Regions from separate parts of the Homo sapiens genome. Here all the other regions are linked to region 1. The links are chromatin contacts, found by Hi-C or POLR2A ChIA-PET in ENCODE. All regions are on one chromosome and are shown on one strand. The core of a region is the stretch at or near the end of the contact, and the rest is flanking DNA. Distances in the headings are between cores, read along the strand shown.

What was found. A loop is a pair of places that touch in the nucleus more often than their neighbours do. ChIA-PET counts read pairs that join two places held with the same protein, here RNA polymerase II (POLR2A). Pooled maps may share reads with other maps.
Region 2: a loop to region 1 is called in a map of CD4-positive, alpha-beta T cell, with 2.0 times the contacts of the local background. The contact joins the promoter of FRS2 here to the enhancer-like site in region 1. A Hi-C loop is called at or near these places in 4 of 168 maps with a recorded cell type or tissue (CD4-positive, alpha-beta T cell, CD8-positive, alpha-beta T cell and naive thymus-derived CD4-positive, alpha-beta T cell), 4 of 37 single-sample maps with no recorded cell type and 14 of 50 pooled maps.
Region 3: a map of K562 shows a loop between it and region 1 (4-fold over the local background). The contact joins two enhancer-like sites. A Hi-C loop is called at or near these places in 1 of 168 maps with a recorded cell type or tissue (K562) and 3 of 50 pooled maps. POLR2A ChIA-PET finds 5 or more read pairs at or near these places in 1 of 52 experiments (WTC11).

Annotation. Positions count from the first base shown.
Region 1 is chr12:69,149,285-69,152,848 of GRCh38, reverse strand. No RefSeq gene overlaps it. Among named protein-coding and RNA genes, the nearest start is that of CPSF6, 89 kb to the left of the region's middle. Within about 2 kb of position 1,533, at least 3 of the 41 ENCODE cell types and tissues checked have a DNase peak (open chromatin) inside an H3K27ac peak, as active enhancers do.
Region 2 is chr12:69,468,344-69,471,907 of GRCh38, reverse strand. It overlaps FRS2 (fibroblast growth factor receptor substrate 2), which reads right to left and starts at 1,520. Exons shown (of 9, transcript NM_001278356.2): 1 at 1,378-1,520. RefSeq lists enhancers at 1,127-1,176, 1,348-1,849.
Region 3 is chr12:69,414,045-69,417,608 of GRCh38, reverse strand. It overlaps a transcript of YEATS4 not described here. Among named protein-coding and RNA genes, the nearest start is that of LINC02373, 31 kb to the left of the region's middle. RefSeq lists silencers at 1,326-1,620, 1,546-1,840. Within about 2 kb of position 1,753, at least 4 of the 41 ENCODE cell types and tissues checked have a DNase peak (open chromatin) inside an H3K27ac peak, as active enhancers do.

The DNA of each region.
Region 1 (3,564 bases), core at 284-2,783:
CCACGCCCAGCTCAATCATTCTTTAGTTTGAGAATTTTGCTCCATTATTATATAAATAATGAACATGATTAATGAAGAATATGGAACATTTTGGGCATTGTAGAGGAATGTTAGGAAAAATTATACCGAGAGTTTTGACTCATTTAAATTCTACGTTAATTTAACACTTCTACCCACAGGTTTCTGCACACTTGTGCATGCTCTAATTATTTTCCATAAATGTATTCTGTAGTGTGGGACAGTCTCTGACAGAGTTTCTCCTATATTTGTCTCCTCTGGCTTGTATGTCGACACTTCCCACTTCAATTCTATGCCCCAGCAATTGATGTCATTTAAATAAGTGCCATTTAGTATCTCAAATATTCCATGTTTTTTCTCACTTCTGATACTTCTTATTATGCCTGAAATAGTGCCGTCACTCCTTTCCACCTCTAACCGTTAGTTGGGTAATTTCTACCAATCATCCACATTTCCATCCAGTGGTGTGGAAAGATTTTTAAACCTCATGTCCGGAGCAGGGGGCGGACTTTATGTGCTCTCATAGCCAGAGCTTCCCAGAGTGTGTCCACCAATGACTGCATTAAAACATCACTGGAAACCCAACTGCTTACATAACTGGATATGAAAATCTGCTCCAGGTCTACCAAAGCAAATAACACTCTTTTTTTGGAGATAACGGTGTCATTCTGTCACCCAGGCTGGAGGGCAGTGGCACCATCATAGCTCACTGCAACTTCAAACTCCTGGGCTTAAATAATCCTCCCACCTCAGCCTCCCAAGTAGCTGGGAACACAGGCACACACCACCATGCCCAGCTAATGTTTATGACTTGATTTGTAAAATTTTAAATTTTAAATAGAGATAAATTCTCCCTGTGTTGCCCAGGCTGGTCTTGAACTCTTGGCCTCAAGTGATCCTCCTCACTTGGCCTCCCAAAGTGCTTGGGATTATAGTGGTGAGCCACTGTGTCCAGCCTTGTAGTGTTTTATTTTTTAAGTGTTGTAATGGATGTACCAGTGTTTAATATATCAGTCTTTAAAAAAATAGTTTAAACATCTGTTTTTCCTCACCCCTCACTGAGTACATTGAAAATAGTACAAGTTAAAGCACATGTCTTGTTCTCATCATGTCCATGGCATTCTATACTTCCCCTCCCTTGGCGTTGACCACAATGGGCTATATCTTAATTGCTTGTGTTCTTGTCTGTTTCTCCCAGTGGACTGTGAACTCTTAAGGGCAGGGACTGTTTATTCTTCACTGTTGTATCCCTAGCCTCAAGCCTGATGCTAACACAGAATTTGTGTTCAATAAAAATTTATTGAATGGGCGGGTGGATGGAGGAATATAGGGTAGCCTGATGTCCTCAAAGCAGCCAGCTAACCAGTGCCTACATTCCAACCCGTAAGTTTCCACCACTGACTTACCCTCTTCAACCCGTTTCCTCTTAAAAAAAAAAAAAGTCTCAACGGGCTATTTAAGTGATATGTCCCACAGGGAACACACTCAAATGGCAAAGTCTCACCCGCAGCTGTAATTCCCTAAGTAAACAGCTCTCCTGGGAGGTTCGTAGTCTCAGGTAACTCTGCTGAGTGACTTTGGAGAGCAAGGTAGAAATATTCCCATTTATTCATTATCTACCATGTGCCTAGAACTATCCCAGGCACTTTTATATGTAATACTCTCATTTAATTCTCACAACAATCCTCTAAGGTAGGTATTACTCTCCCCATTTATGCAGATGAGAGAGACTCAGAGAAAGGATAGACCTTGATCAAGCTGCATGCAGAGGAGGAGGCCAGGCTCGGGTCTGTCCAACCCCACAGCCCAGGAACGTTCCTTCTACCATGTGTTCCATGCCAGTGCACAATGCTGTTAGAGATGTAGAATGTTTTGACCTGAAAGGACTCTCACAGGTTGTCCCATGCAATCTACTTCTTGTGATTGAAATAATTTTCCTTAAAAAAAGAAAAGAACTTTGGACTATGTCTCTTGCCAAATAGAATTCTGCAAATTGTGATTTTGCCAAGAGAAACAAAGAACATTCAATTATCCTTAAAGTCTGTCATTGATTGAGTAACTCTTAAAATTAGCCAGGAACATTTTTGGATGTACTGGATAAGTGGGGCATGCCCTGCCATTTTACGTACCTGCAACATGAATTCTGGCTTGGTTTCCTATGGCACAGGGATTACTTTCGTTCATCTCCAAGTGTGGCTCACCAGCCTGCTTTACCACCATGTCTGCTGCCAGGTCAACTCATTTACTTATTAATTGACATTTATTGCACACTTGTTATTTGCCAAGGCCAGGGCTGGGGATTTAATGTGAATTATCTCAGTTAATCCTAACCGTGACTCTATGAAGAAAGTAATATAATTAATTTTATTTTGTCTTTGGGAAAAAAGTAACTTGCTCACAGAGACCATAATTGGTGGACCTGGATTGGGATTCCAGATCAGTGTGAATCCAGAATGAGTGTCTTCACCATGACTTTATGAACCTGCCCCACAGGCAACATTGCAGTCACATGCTGTGACACAGACGCATTGCACACTGGGCAGTTCAAATTATTAGCATTTCCTGGCAGTTTGAATTGCAAGTGACAGGTTGACTTATTGTTGTTGTTTCAGTAAAAGAGCTATACTTTTGTTGCTGTTGTTGAGACAGAGTTTTGCTCTGTCAGCCAGGCTGGAGTGCAGTGGTGTGATCTCAGCTCACTGCAGCCTCAACCTCCTGGGATCAAACAATCCTCCCACCTCAGCCTCCCTAGTAGCTAGGACTACAGGTGTGTACCATCACACCCAGTTAATTTTTTTTTATGTTTTGTAGAGACAAGGTCTCACTATATTGCCTAGGCTGGTCTTGAACTCCTGAGCTCAAGCAATCATCCTGCCTTGGCCTCCCAAAGTGCTGGGATCACAGGTGTGAGCCACTGGGCCCAGTTAGAGTTACACTTTCTGGAACTATCAGGCACTGTTCCAGAATCACAAATCCCTTTCATAAGTAGAAGGGATTTCCTTTGTCTGGATTTTGAAAGAGAATTTCCTTAGAAAGACCTGCTTTGTTGAGAAAATGCAGACAATTATTACTGTTTTCAGCAAGGGGCCTCGGAAAAAGTGAACGCAAATCCTTTAAAGTTAGTGGCTGTTACGAGACAACTCTATAATGTAAAAAGAATGGACAAGACTGAAGCCATTTTGGGATAGTCTTAGTGAACAGGATTAATTTGGTGAGATTTACATCATGCCTAGAACTTTGCCATCACATAATGTTTATTTGTTTTTAAATTTATTTCTTAGGTAACATGAATATAAATAGACACTAGCAAACATCCTCAGGACTGAAACTAGAGAAGTAGTGCTGTAATGGAAACAGCTGTATGAGAAATTTCTTGAAGCTATGTTTACGATCACCTCCTTTTGGGAGATAAGGAAAAGAAAGCAGATGTCAGCCTGTGGAATATTTCACAGAGAATAGTTTATGATTATGTTACCTCGAGGAGAAGGAGAAGTAAAACTGATACTTTATGTTTAGTTTGGAATGAAAGATGTATTGGGCATACTT
Region 2 (3,564 bases), core at 271-2,770, 320 kb before region 1:
CCACCTCCCCTTTCAGGGGTGGGAGGAAAGAGAATGACATAAGTACCCAAAAAACTACAGAATAAACCCTAATCTACACACAAGATGAGAGTTGCAGATAGCGTCACTGGTTTCAAGAAGGTGATTTGTGAATACTTTACGCTGCAAAAACAGTGGCCATCTGCTAATAGCAATAATCTGCAGTAACTGCATTCCCTTATAAAAAGTTTTTAAATCACCATTTATTGTGGAAAACCCATATTTCCTACAAACCTTTCAGCAGTAAAGTTTACTACCTAAAATCTGTTCACTAAACCTACCTACATCACTTTCTCCCCTAGGAAATCCTCAGTTTATCCGAAGTAAACACTTCATGGAATAAGTTTAAACAAAACATCTCTGCCCACCTGTGTGAAACTCTGCATTGCAGCAACAATTTTAACAGTGTAAGGAATCTCTCAAGAAAATCCAAGAACAATTTTTCCTTAAGAAAAATGACAGTTCCAAATATGAAGGTAAACAAACTTTGGGAGAAAGGATATAACTGTCCAACTCTTTAAAATCAATTCGTACAGCCTCTGAATGAACTCATCATACAACTGTGACATCAGATAGCCAAAAGAATTAAGAGTGTAGATTAGAGAAAAGCATCTTTTTTTTTTTAGTATGTCTGCAAAAAAAGGCGGGGGAGGGGGTGTCTAAACTACTGATTTTCCTTAAGCAAGTTTTTTCTTTAAGTTTACTTCAACAACAGCTTCAGCAAGCTTTCAAGTGAGTAAAGATGATACAGAGCATGCTGGTGCCACAGCGACCTACGTATCCAGGACCGGTTCCGAGCCCAGTCCAAATCGATCCCGGACAACCCTGAAGCAAATCTGGATGAAAAGCCCTGCAAAAGATCCCTGGCATGTACAGGCAGCGCCCCACCCTGGAGGGAAAAGACGACACCCCTGGGACCCGGGTTAATTACTGACCCCAGGACAGACCCAGAGGAGGCGAAAAGTCGGGAACTGGAGCCCAAGATTGAGTCTGGTGTCCAGCTACTACCCCAGGCCGGACACAGAATACCAAACTAGGGAGCGGCGAGGTTTGGGGCAGCACACATGAGGGGGGTCGGACGGACGAACAGAGGCCCAGCCCATCCCCACTCTCGAGTCCCAACAGCAACAACAGCTCTGGGAACCCCCTCCCTGGCTCCGCCCCGCCCACCCCATGGACCCACAGCCAGCTCTTCCCGTCCCGCTGGCCCGGAGAAGTCCGCGGCGGTCGACAATCCCCTTCCCCGGACGCCGGCAGCCGAGCCCTCAGCCCGGATCCCGAAGCGGGCAGCGGGGGCACGAGAACGCCAGCTCCGACGCGGGCCCGCGGCCGTCCCAGTCCGTTTCCCTAGCCACTCACCGTCCGCCCAGGTGCTGAGAGGGAGCAGGGCGCGGGTCGGCGGGCGCGAACCCCCAGACTCCGACCCGCGCTGGAGCCCCTACTTGGAGCAGATCGAGTCTCAGCCGCTGTGCCTACAAGGCCTCTCTCCGGCCCGAATCTTGGAAAAGCACTTCCGGGGGAGCGGGGGAGGGAAGGGTTTTGGCACCGGAACTGCTCTCAGCCCGGAGCTGCCAGGGCCTCCAGGGCGGGGCGGGGCCTCTCTCGCCGGGCGCCCACAGATCAGCCTCTGGGCTCCTAACTAACCCTTTCCGCCCCGCGCCTCCTCGATTCCCCGGCTACTGCTGCACCCTTTGCTTTAACTGCTGTTTGAGTTGTTTTACTCCAGCCAGCTAATTTTACAAATAAGGAAACCGAGGCTCGGAGAATTAGGTGCAAGAATCCAGTGCCTACACCCGGCCTCCCGACTCCCTTCAGTGTACTCTACGCTCCAATCTGCCTCCTTTAAAAAATAATGATAATAGTTAACATTTATTGAACGCTTACTACGTGGTAGGCACTGTATTAAGTCCCTTCGGGTGCATTAACTTATTTAATCATCCCCAAACTCCTTGGGGTTGGTGCTATTATCTACGTCTTGCAGGGGAGAAAAACGGTCAAAGATACCAAACCCAATCTCACAAATGTTGGTTGATTTTAATTCACGTGTGTATAAATCTCATCTACCTATACCAAGATTTTGAAATTATTTAAAAACAGGGCTCAAACTATATTCCTATATTCTGTCATCACTGGTGACTTCAACAGAGGCGAGAGCTGGGGTTGGGGGGTTGGGGGGGTTGGGGTGGGGATCTGGAATCTTTTTGCTTGTCTCCTTTTATTTACTTTTATTTTTTCACCCTGGCAAGTTATAAAATCATCTCTGCATTGTAGGAATCCAAAATGATAATGCATGATAAACATTTCAGAATGTCTGGCATTGGATAAAAGTTAACGATTCTTATACCTCATCAGCAATAGGCAATAGAAAAGATTAGTTAAGGAAATAAGAAAGAGTAGGGGTTGGCCGGGCGCGGTGGCTCACGCCTGTAATCCCAGCACTTTGGGAGGCCGAGGCGGGTGGATCATGAGGTCAGGAGATCGAGACCATCCTGGCTAACAAGGTGAAACCCCGTCTCTACTAAAAATACAAAAAATTAGCCGGGCGCGGTGGCGGGCGCCTGTAGTCCCAGCTACTCGGGAGGCTGAGGCAGGAGAATGGCGTGAACCCGGGAAGCGGAGCTTGCAGTGAGCCGAGATTGCGCCACTGCAGTCCGCAGTCCGGCCTGGGCGACAGAGCGAGACTCCGTCTCAAAAAAAAAAAAAAAAAAAAAAAGAAAGAGTAGGGGTTTTTACAACTGGAAAAATACAGGTGCTTGTGAAGCTCCATGCAGTGATAATATGAGGACCCACAGAGTTACATACCAGACAGGGAAAAGGGATGGAAAGGAGGAGGGCGTGGGATTCCTCAGCCACAAAATCAGAAAGGCACCAGATATCTGAGGCAGATTCTGTATCTGGGATGCAGGGAAAGAAAAAAAAGCCTCTTAGCAATGCATACTATCTGCAAAACAAATGTACTAACATCTCTTGAAACTGGGGGGGGGGGGGGTGGCGGGGAAGATTTTTAAATGTTTCTACTATGAAAGGCAGGGGAAAGGAAAAAAGTTGAAAACCCATTATTACAAATTTAAGATGCAAACAATGCCACTGCTCTTGGCTTTATTTACAGGGCTTTCTTACTTTATTTTTGTGATCGCAGAAGTGTTGGCAAATACTTCCGTAATACTCAAATTCAAGCAGCCTTTTGTGCCTCAGAGTGTGAAGAAGTAAAAAACAGCGTGGGTTGGCAGGACTCACCGACATCTCTTTTTACTCAAGGCCTAAAGGGATAGTGAGAGGAATCCTGAATCACAGATATTATCAGGCTCTGTGTGGGATGCAGAGGTGCTAGAGGTTAGTCATTTAATCTGGTCATCTAACTGGTAAATGGAGCCGCCTGGGTTTGAATTTGCAGACCATATTCTCAGATGCTTTTCACCACTATCCCAGTGGTTCTCAAATTTGAGAGTGCATCAGAACCACCTAAAGGGCTTGTTAAAACAGATTGCTGGGCCCCACCCCTAGAAGTCCCTGGACTAAGCCTCTCAACATCATCTGTGAACTTGT
Region 3 (3,564 bases), core at 504-3,003, 260 kb before region 1:
ATTAGACTTCTGTAACCGATTTCTGTAGAGTCACAGGATTTTTAGCCTCCTACCAAGGCAGCCTTATGTTCAGGCATCGGTCATACGTTCTCATCTGCTCAGAAGCCTCAAAGTAATCACCCAAGATCTTGATAATTTAAGACCTGACTAGCCAGGTGTGGTGGCTCACATGTGTAATCCCAGCACTTCAGGAGGCTGAGGCGGGAGGATTACTTGAGCTCAGGAGTTGAAGACCAGCCTGGGCCACATAGTGAGATGCTCTCTCAACAAAACATCAAAAAATTAGCCAGGTGTGATGGCATATGCACCTGTAGTCCAAGCAACGTGGGAGGCTGAGGCAGGAGGATCACTTGAACCCAGGAAGTTGAGGCTGCAGTGAGCCATGATCATACCACTGCACTCCAGCCTGGGCAACAGAGTGAGATTCTGTCTCAAAAAAAAAAAAAAAAAAAAATTTTTAAAAAATGTTTAAGCCATGACCAACTTGAGTATTTTATTTTATTTTATTTTTATTTACTTATTTATTTTTAAATTTGGGACAGAGTTTTGCTCTTGTTGCCCAGGCTGGAGTGCAGTGGTGTGATCTTGGCTCACTGCAACCTCCGCCTCCTGGGTTCAAGTGATTCTTCTACCTCAGCCTCCCGAATAGCTGGGATTACAGGCACCCACCACCATGCCCGGCTAATTTTTGTATTTTTAGTAGAGATGGGGTTTCACCATGTTGGCCAGGCTGGTCTCGAACTCCAGACCTCACCTTATCCACCCACCTCGGCCTCCCGAAGTGCTGGGATTACAAGCATGAGCCACCGCCACCGGCTGACCAACTTAAGTATTGACTGTTCATCTCTCACCATAAAATTCTTATTGTTAAAATTAAGCACTGGGCATTGATTGTTACACATTGATCTGAGCGAAGTAGCCTGTCATAGATGCCTTGTCTTCCCAAACCCCGACCCTGTGAAGCAAGTCTAGGTTACCTACTGGCGTGGGAGGGCTGCAGGCAGATGGGCAGGAATGTGACCCAGGTGCTTCTTGGGCTGCCCTTTGAACCACATCCATGGAACTCTTTGCCTACTGGTGATAAGTGACTCTGCACACTGATAAGCACCATTTAGAAACACCATTCTGATAACCATCACTAGGCCACTGTGAGTGTTGTTGAGTTCTGGAATTTTCCTTGGGGCCGATTGTTTTGCAATATGTCTCTCAGGCAAATCCCAGTTCCGTATGTAGTTGCAGGACTGTAAATTGCATAGAATTTGGGAGAATTTCTTTTTCTTTTCCTTCTTTTTGTTGCTAGATAACAAATTAAACACATCAGAGGATTGAAAAGCCTCTAAGTTGTTTGTTGTTTTATGGGGAGGAGAACAATGGATTCACCAGGCTGAATTCTTAGTGCCTGTTTGCTCTTTGAAGCAGTTTGCAGGTGAGCGATGGTGGCAGCGGCACACACAGGGAACTGAAGTTGGAATGCACAGCAGTTCCCACTCTTCCTCCACTGAGGTAGGACCGCGGGCCTGGGAGATGCCAGGCCTGAAGGATCCAGCTGCCTCTGGCTTCCAAGGCTGGTGTAATGGCTCAGTTCTCACAGAAGTGCTGACAGAATATGACAAATAGAAAACAGATGTGAACTGACCTTCCAAAAATGTATTGCAAGGCTTCTTAATCTTCACAGGAATTCTTCAGAGTGAGAGATGCCACCTTCAGGCAGCAATGCTCATGGCATCTTAAAGGGTTGATGTTTCTGCCTGTGATCCCCTCGCTAGTCGGCCACAACTGTTCTTCTTGCCCACTGCCCTCTCAGACATCTTTTTCTCGGCATCCATGTGTGAAATGGATGGATCCCCGACTGGCCAGGGGATCACAGGCAGTGAATCCTCTCCCTCACCTGTCCCCATACACAGTCTTGGCTTTTGTAGTTATAGCCACCTTTTCCTACACATTGAGGCTGTTCCTCTCCCATCTTTGCCATTGGATCTCTACTTGCTTTGAAATTGTTACTGTCACTGGGTCCATTGCTTGCTCCAAATACCTGTTTGTTTGTTTTTAAGACATGATCTCCCTTTGTTGCCCAGGCTGGAGTGCAGTGGCATGATCTCAGCTCAGTGCAGCCTCTGCCTCCTGGGTTCAAGAGATTCTCTCACCTCAGCCTCCTACAAGTGCCCACCACCATACTCGGCTAATTTTTGTATTTTTAGTACAGATGGGGTTTCACCATGTTGGCCAGGCTGGTCTCGAACTCCTGATCTCAGGTGATCTGCCCGCCTCGGCCTCCCAAAGTGTTGGGATTACATGCGTGAGCCTCCACACTTGGCCCCAAATACCTTTTTGACACTAAATGTTGGTTTGGAGCTACTGAGTACACTGGACTTTTGCCCACTGAACAACTTAAGTTAGATCTACTAAGTAGAGGGGTGCAAAGGACAACAGGGGAATCAACATCCCCTGTTTCTTTCTCTCTTACTGCCTTCCTGGTCCCTGGCTTCTAGGTCAAAGTGCTGCTCCTTATGTAGGCAAGTGTGCGCTCAGCATGCATGATTCTGTGGCTTTTTGAATTGCTTAGTGTACGTTCTTTGTGAACATCTGCATGCATCCTGCAGGAATTTAGGTAGCATTTCTCAGATTTTTGTCCCCCAGTCTCTATAATACATTGATGGAGACTTTCTTTCTTGCCAAATTATTGATATCCCAAAAAGAACTGATGGCAACATTTCCGCTGAGAAAGAAAGCCACGTAAGTACAACACAGTGCGAATTCATTCCCAGTGCCACTGATGAGCAATCAACGACATCACCCCAGTTAATCTCAAATCCATCTGGCTTCAAAGTCTAGGCACTTTTCAGCGGGCCAAGCCAGGTCTCACTTTGGAAGTCAAGGGGATTCTGTGCTTAAGAAGTCAGTGCATTGTCCTACCTCCAGACGTTATATGCCAAGAAAGTTCATCTTATTTTGAAGCAAACTCAATAAAATGTTCTGGACAGAAATGGACAGAGTTTGTGGAATCTGAATCTTTTCCTATTCCTGTATAGCTTAAGACTAAATAATTTGTCCAATTTGGGGGACAATAAGAAATGTACTCTTCGGGCATGGTGGCTCATGCCTGCTAGTCCAGTGCTTTGGGAGGCTAAGATGGGAGGTTCACTTGAGGCCAGGAGTTTCAGACTAGCCTGGGCAACAAAGTGAGACCCCGTATCTACAAAAAAAGTTTTAAATTAGCCAGTCGCGGTAGCATGTTCCTGTAGTCCCAGCTACTGGGGAGGCTGAGGTAGTAGGATCACTTGAACCCAGGAGCTTGAGGCTGCAGTGAACTATATTGTGCCACTGTATTCCAGCCTGGGTGACAGAGCAAGACTGTATCTCTTTTAAAAAGTTAAAATTAAAAAATAAAATTAAAATGTTCTCTTTTTCAGAACATGCAATCGTTGCTTAGATATTTGAGTTTTGCAAATGAATAAAAAGTATCAAATATGCAATTAGTATGCATTAGCTCAGTAGAGAGTGATGATGATCTTGTGAGATGAGCAATAGCATGTAAATTTTAGAGAGTAGATAGATGAAGTTTAT